2 separate regions of the Homo sapiens genome follow, and region 1 is linked to region 2. Evidence: chromatin contacts called from ENCODE Hi-C or POLR2A ChIA-PET data. All regions are on one chromosome and are shown on one strand. Each heading gives the region's core, a stretch centred on a gene start or an enhancer-like site at or near the end of the contact. The rest is flanking DNA. Distances are from core to core; before and after follow the strand shown.

Region 1 (3,980 bases), core at 507-3,006, 84 kb after region 2:
TATCAAGTACAGGGACCACAGAAATTCTGCAGGATATGTCAACTCAGATGATGATTTCTCTTTTCAATTAAGTGTGATGTTAAAGCATCTGCCCAGAAAGAGGAAAATCAACGGCAGCTTGAAGCTTAGGGGAAGTGAAGAAAATGAGGGATAGCAGTTGTTGAGACTTAGTGACTTGGCAAGAAAGGCATTAAAAGATCACTAATAGTCGAGAAGGAATCAGGTGAGCTTGGAGGGCATGAATAAAAAATGGCTTCCATCAACAGATTTTTGTGACTCACTCCAAATGACATTTATCAACCAGGAAGCAGGAGAGGGAGAAAACAGAACACAACCTACAGAGGGAAGAGATAGTGGTTGGCAAGACAGCAAATTTATAAAGGATTCTAGACGAGCACATTGTCAAAATGGTCAACTGTTTAACATATATCAAGACGATGGAATAGCAAGACACTAAGGAAGAAAGTGTTCATGAGCATGTTCTATTTCTGTAAGTAGAAAAAAGAAAGGATCAGGTAGGCACGGTGGCTCATGCCTGTAATCCCAGCACTTTGGGAGGCCGAGACAGGTGGATCACCTGAGGCTGGGAGTTCCAGGCCAGCCTGACCAACATGGAGAAAACCCATCTCTACTAAAACTACAAAATTAGCTGGGTGTGGTGGCAGCACATGGCTGTAATCCCACCTACTCAGGAGGCTGAGGCAGGAGAATCGCTTGAACCTGGGAGGCAGAGGTTGTGGTTAGCCAAGATCGTGCCATCGCACCCCAGCCTGGGCAACAAGAGTGAAAATCTGTCTTAAAAAAACAACAAAAAAAAAAAAAAGAAAGAAAGGATCATTTTTTTAAGTGGCAAATTTTAAATGGCAGCTCAAATGAACCAGAAAGTAAGATGGAAAGGAAAGCTGAAAAGGTAGTGGCTCACATACTTCAAGTTTGTTGATAACCCAATGTGGATGAAGTTGAACTGATGCATGGCGAGATATCCGATGGGAGGCTCTCTGATTATGGGGAATTTTAGAGTGGAGAGTTTCGAGGGAGAGAACTTTGGAGGTTGAGGCACATTAACTCATAAGTATTAGAGTTAGAGATGGAAGAAATAGCAAACTGGTTGATTAAAGGACTATCGGGTCAGTGTCAGGGAGTGTAATGCTGGGGGGTGGAAAGTGAAGATGCTCACACACACTGCGGAAGACAGTAGTCCCCATGGGACTAAGAGGCAGGTTTTAGAGATCAGTAGATTGTTGCAGAGATTTCTCAAGTATATTGTCTTGCCAACTAATCCTGAAAACAGGTGGTAGGTCTGGGTCCAGCTGAAGATTTGCTTGACCTTGTCTTACACCTAATGCTAAGCGAGTTTTTGTATTACCTTCTGTGATTGATGTCATCTCAGTATTCACAGCACACCCACACTGTGCTCCAGAAAACATGAAACTAACAAAGCCCAGCTCTCAGCATCTTCCTCCTCACTCTCAGACATAACAAGCCTGCTGGGACAATTCCAATGAGCTGCCTTTGCCTGGGACAGAAACGTAGGGCTGGAGAGGGTGGAAAACAAAATGATCTTCCTACCTGCTTCCTGTGGGGCCATTTTAAGCGGGTGGGAGAGTGGGAGGGAGAGCTTATCTATATTTCAGTGCTGGTTAAAAAACATACCTTGGCTTTTGATTCAAGGTACTAATTTATGTAGTTTACATATTTGCACTCTGAGCCCCACGGTTCTTAACCACAAGTACACAGGCGTGTAAAAGGCCATTTAAGATGAGTCACTGAAATCTCGAGGGGCGTTTGTTCTCCCTCCTGCCTCTTCCACTTCTAGCGTGTTAGGTGAAGTTGTATTTGGAGGAGGCCCACAGGAAGAGCTAAGCAACAGCTTCAGAATTCAGCTGGAGCTTATGGTACATCATGTACCTCAATGGAAAAAAAAATTAAACTTGCCAGTGTCTACGTTAAAAGTTTTTGACATTTATTTAAACAAGGTCAGTTTCTTCTTTCTCTATGAAAATAGGCAAAATATTGCCACCTAAATGTCTTCATTTCAAGTAATTTGCAACACATACACAAATCACTGAGGGGCTAAGGTGACATTATTGATAATTCAAGTTTCAAAAAGGGATTCTGAGAAATTGCTTTACTGCTATGTGTTCCAGACTGACTGCCTCCATTAAGTACGTTCATTAGATAATCGCCTGACTTTTCCACTTTCCTTTTCTGGTGAAGCCACATGTAACATGTCCAAAATGTCTAGGGGAAATCATGGAAATCATGGAACTTGTGCACATGCATACAGCATTGCTTTTCAAAAAGGACAGAATATGTTCAAGAACTATTTATATTCTGGGCAAGCTTTGAATTTGTATATATTATGTGCACAGAAGATAATTTGTTATCATGTTGTACACCAAATTAAATGACCCTTTGATACTGAGGTCATGCCCATTCATATTAGTAGGAGTTAAAGACACCAAGAGGACCAAAAACTGATGCCAAGAATGCATGGAATGGTTTCCATGGAGCATAATGGCACAATTGTCTTATGGAACAAAATTGAAAAGAACTGGAGAACAGGAAAAGGGCGTGGTGTCTGCAAAAATGAAAAACTTTATTCATGGATTCAAATTTATGCTTAAAATGAATTGAATGTGATACACCATTCTTAGTTTTCAGACAAACGTTAGAAACTAGCTAAATAGTGATGGAACTTTTAGAGTAGTCTGGCAAATTTTTCTGGAAATTACTTTCCCTCAACCTCAAGTATTATCACCAGTTCTTTTTCACTCTTCCTGAGAGGATGAAAGAACATCTTCTAATTTTGGTAGAGACAGTGTCTTACTCTGTCACCAAGGCTAGAGTACAGTGGCATGCAATCATAGCTCACTGTAACCTTGAACTCATAGGCTCAAACAATTCTACTTCAGCCTCCTGCATAGCTAGGACTGTAGGAGCACACCACTATGTCTCTCTAATTTTTTATTTTTAGAGACGGGGTCTCGCTACATTGCCCAGGCTAGTCTTGAACTCCTGGCCTCAAGTAATCCTCCTGCCTTGCCCTCCCAAAACGCTGGGATTACAGGTATGAGTCACCACACGCAACGTACTTTTATTTTTTAACTAATGCTTTTGAACAGGTTCCTTTCAAACTCCTTCTCAGGACTTCATGCCACCGATCTTCACATTGCCTTATAAACCTGCCATTTCTCCCTACACATCTTGACGGGCTTGTTAGTAGAGTCCATTACCATGAAGAAACCAATCTGACCAAAAGATTGTTAAATTTTTGCCCAAGAGATATCCAAACAATTTGTTTTATCTTCCTATTTAACTGTTGGTTACATTTTGTTGTATTCTATAACCATAATTAAACCTTCCTATGATTGTCTACAGCTTTGTGAATGCTGAAAACCAATACATTGCTTTAACATTCTTGTATGTAAATATTGGTCACTCAGAGGCTTCCTGATAGTACAATTTGGTGCCATTCTTAGGACCATTACTTGTGTTAAATTCAAATTAAGGTACCTTTCTTATGCCACCAATTGCTTAAAATCATTCCACAGTTTAGTTTGTTTCATAATTTCTAGTCTAGATTGTTTGTTATGGTGCTTTCCCCACTATGTATCTAACTAGTTCCTTTCATACTCTTCTTATAACTTGGAATCTATTTTATTGTTCCCTAAAGCTCCTGACTTTGTTTGAATTTGACAACTTTGGTCATTCGTGGACTAATACTTTCATAGTTACCCCTCTCCCAACTTTTCCCACAGATCTCCTCCTCGGAATCCTTGTACCTTACTAGTGTTATAATTTGGACTGATTACTTTCTAGGTTTTATGTCATTCTATGGCTCCCTTTTACTGTGCTCCTGGATTGGATGGATGTACTGTTTCTTGGATCCTACATTTTTTTCTTTGATTACTTTGCTCCTTTGTTTTGCTGTAGTACATTTTTAAGAAACTACTTCTGAAGAGATACATGGGATGAAA
Region 2 (3,767 bases), core at 583-3,082:
AGGTCCTTTGCATTTTGGTTCCCCATCCCCCTTTCCCTCCTCCAGGGTTACCTGTGATATTGTATATGACTGATATGGACATGACGGTCCCAGCAAGAGAAAGACACTGGATTTTTCCCACTGATAGCTAAGTGTTCTTGCGGGGAGTTGTGTGTGGCAGGAGGAATGGTCTCAGAATCCAAGAATGGCCTGGGTTACCTAGGCAATAGTCTAATAAAATAGTCTAATAAAATTAGACTATTGCCTAGGTAACCCAGGCCATTCTTGGATTTATTAGTTTATTCTGAAAATCTGCTAGAAATCAGATTTTCAGAATAAACTAAGTGGTCCACATTCAAGACAGAATAAAATTCAAGTTTTGAAAGCTTTGGATCCAGACCGAATCAACCTACTAGCCAGATTCTTTTCTGAGGAAGCAAGCATCCCACTATCTTTTGGTACAAAGGTTCTCATTACCTGCAGAAGACATGCTACTTCCTCGTTTCCCACAGCAGTCACAATGCAAATGAGAACAATAAGTATAAATGTTAAGTTATAGAGGCTGGAAGCCAGGAATCTACTGGGAGGCTGTTAAGATAAATGTAGATTAAGCATCTTCTACTTGATACCTTCCAAAGTCTGTTTCATAATCTTAGGCTAAAGAACCAAATCTTTCACATGGCCCACATATCTCTGCAAGACTTGACTCATACTTATTTCTCCAGTACTATCTTGCACTATTGTCTTCCTCACCACTAAGAACCAGGTAATCTGGACTTTCAGTTCCTTATACTTGCAAGGCAACCAATCCAGCAGTATGTTTCACACATGCTATTCTCTATGCATGGAATGCTCCTTCTCTACCTCTTTGCCTAGTTAACTCCAACTTATTCTTCAAGGCTCGGCTTAAATTACTTATACCAGAAAATCTTCCCTCTTAATCCCCAGAATAGGCTGGGTCTTCCTGTTATATAACCCTCATATAGCATACTGTATATCTCCTTTTCTGGACTCACAAAGCTGCAATCTAAATTATTATTTAATGTCCATCCTTTCTGCCTCATTATAAAAGCTCTTTGAGAAACGGGGTTGTGCCTGTTTTGCTCATTGTTTTATCACCAGTGTTTTGTATAGTACAGAATAGGTATTCAATACTATTTATTGAACATGAATCTATTATATTTAAAGAATTTAAAAATGTATGTCTACATATAAACTTGCATATGTTACATTATATTATATGTACTTCTGAAGATACAAAGAAGAATCTGACAGTTTCAGTAAGAAAAAGACATGCACAAATGACCAAGTGGTAAAGCAGACTCTGATCCAGTAATATGAAGAGAACTAAATAACATACCATGGAGAACAGGGAAAAGGGGATTGACTCTAAATGGTGACCATAGGAAGCTTTGTGGAGGAGAATCTGAAAGCGCCTCTAAGAACAGGGAAGATTTATACATACATTTTTCTGGCCCACTAGAAACAGCAATGTTCACAGTGTTTGCCATCCCACTAACATTTTTCTGTTCTTCACTCTTCCTTTTCACTTGGTATTCCCGAATGCCTTCCAAACTCCAGGAAATAAAAGAAACAGTGGTTTAATGGGGGCATTGGCAATGCTTAACTCAAATAAATGACATTTTGACAATAAACTATTAGAACTGTGTGAAAACCGATTTAACTCCTTGCAGCAATAATAGCTTGGCAACTGTGTAAGAACTCAGATTAGGAACTGCAAATCAATTGTCCAAAAGAAGTCTTTTCTTAAATCCAGATATAAGGTATAAGGAATGTAAGATGTTTGGGCGGGGAAAAGGGAGTAAAGGTCACGCAGGCCACCTGGTGGCAATGTGTCAGAGAAGGAGCCAGAGCTTTGGGAAAAGTGAGGCTCACTGCCAACACTGCAGGAAATCTTTGTGACACACTGGTGTGTCATGAAACAATGATTGGGTATCACTAATAACAAGCATTTCACTTAATGGTTTGGAATTCGGATATACTACATAGCCTGCCCAACTACCCAGAACAGAGCAGAATTAGATCTGGGAAATCACCCTAGTTGCCCAATCCTCAGGGAATTCTCATCCTGTTGGATCCAGCAAGCTGAGTTACGAGCTACTCTTCTCTTCTGAGGTTCCTGGCTTCTAGCTAACTGGTCACATCTCCGGGATGAGCACCTACTCTCACTGGTTTTGATACGAATATTAAAAAAAAAAAAAATCTTTAGACTGAGTGAGGTAGCTCACATCTGTGGTCCCAGCACTTTGGGAGGCCAAGACAGGTGGATCGCTTGGGCTCAAGAGTTCAAGACCAGCCTGAGCAACATGGTGAAACCCTGTCTCTACAAAAAAATACAAAAACTAGCCAGGTGTGGTGGTGCACACCCATAGTCTCAGCTACTCGGGAGGCTGAGGTAGGAGGATCGCTTGAGCCTGGAAGTTGAGGCTGCAATGAGCCGAGATTGTGCCACTGCACGTTAGCCTGGCCCACAGTGTGAGACCTTGTCGCCAGAAAAAAACAAAACAAAACACAAAAAAACTTTAAAACAAGTTTGTTCACAGTTATGAGAACTTGAGTTCACTGAATTCAAGTTTTCAGCAACAAAATTCCATTTTTAGCTTCACAATTAAAACAAGTGAAATTTGGTCCAAATAACAAACATTAAGTGACACTGAGGTATAATTTTGATTCCTGGATTTACATACAGTATGTCAATGTTAAAGTGAAAAATAGGCTTCCGTTATGAAAGACACATTTGGTAAGCCACACTGCCTACATAAAATTTTCTGATTCTGATCTGCAGAAATGTGGCTTGGCTTTGGAGACTGTTCTTTTTCATATCATGTCTTCACAGTGCTATCTTAAAGCCTTTTGGCAACAATTCTTCATAAAGTGAATTTTAATTCCCAAGTATATTTTAATATCAATCTTTCAACACAAAGCACTATAATTTCAAAGCAGTTTGGAATATCTAGGAACATGTCTGTGCAACTGAACTGCGCTTCCTCTTAAGTATGGCATTGTGCAATCCTCGTTTACTTTGGATTATGTGATAAGGACTCAGCTCCTAATCATTTTAATCTCACATTTTTATGACCCTTTTGTTTAAAGTCAATATTTTAATTGGCATATCAAGATCTGAATGGATCTTGGATTAGAAATTGTGTTTAAATTGAGAAAAGGGCATATACTAGTCAAATGACTTCGATATGAGCACAGGAGCTGAATTTTCACTGTAGTAAAGGAGCTTGTTATAAAATAAAACGTTTAAAAGTAATGAAATAACATTCAATAGAAAAACTGTAGTCACTAGTTCATGAGAAGTGTTTAGCTGATACAGGATTCTAGTCCATTTAAAAAACAAATAAAAACCTCTACAACTACTGCTTTGGGCAATACATATATATTAAATTCAAAAATATTTTCAAAATCTTACTCTAGCCAATAGTTTCAGTCCATCCAATTACCAACTATTTCATCAACACTACTAAAAAATAGGGCATGAGTGTGAGCTCCTTTTCCCCCCACATTGCTCACCCAAAACAAACAAACATGAAAGAAAGAGCCTTTGAGGGAGACAGAAAGGAAAAAAAAAAACAGCAACGCACAGGTTAGAAAGAAGTCTCTAACAGTGCTATCCATTAGAATTTTCTGTGACGATGAAAATATTCTACATCTGCAGTAATACAGTGGCCTCTAGCCACATGCAGCTAATGGGCACTTGAAATATGGCTAGCATAACTAAGAAACTTAATTTTTAAGTAATTTAAATTTAAATAGAGTTT

Evidence for each region. Hi-C counts contacts between places; a loop is a spot of excess contacts on that map. ChIA-PET counts read pairs that join two places held with the same protein, here RNA polymerase II (POLR2A). Pooled maps may share reads with other maps.
Region 1: a pooled map shows a loop between it and region 2 (5-fold over the local background). The contact joins two enhancer-like sites. A Hi-C loop is called at or near these places in 5 of 50 pooled maps. POLR2A ChIA-PET finds 5 or more read pairs at or near these places in 3 of 52 experiments (A673, T-cell and activated CD4-positive, alpha-beta T cell).

What each region holds. Positions count from the first base shown.
Region 1 is chr2:160,515,420-160,519,399 of GRCh38, forward strand. No RefSeq gene overlaps it. Among named protein-coding and RNA genes, the nearest start is that of RBMS1, 24 kb to the left of the region's middle. Within about 2 kb of position 1,757, at least 2 of the 41 ENCODE cell types and tissues checked have a DNase peak (open chromatin) inside an H3K27ac peak, as active enhancers do.
Region 2 is chr2:160,430,924-160,434,690 of GRCh38, forward strand. The region is part of intron 1 of RBMS1 (RNA binding motif single stranded interacting protein 1); the gene reads right to left. Among named protein-coding and RNA genes, the nearest start is that of MIR4785, 25 kb to the left of the region's middle. Within about 2 kb of position 1,833, at least 3 of the 41 ENCODE cell types and tissues checked have a DNase peak (open chromatin) inside an H3K27ac peak, as active enhancers do.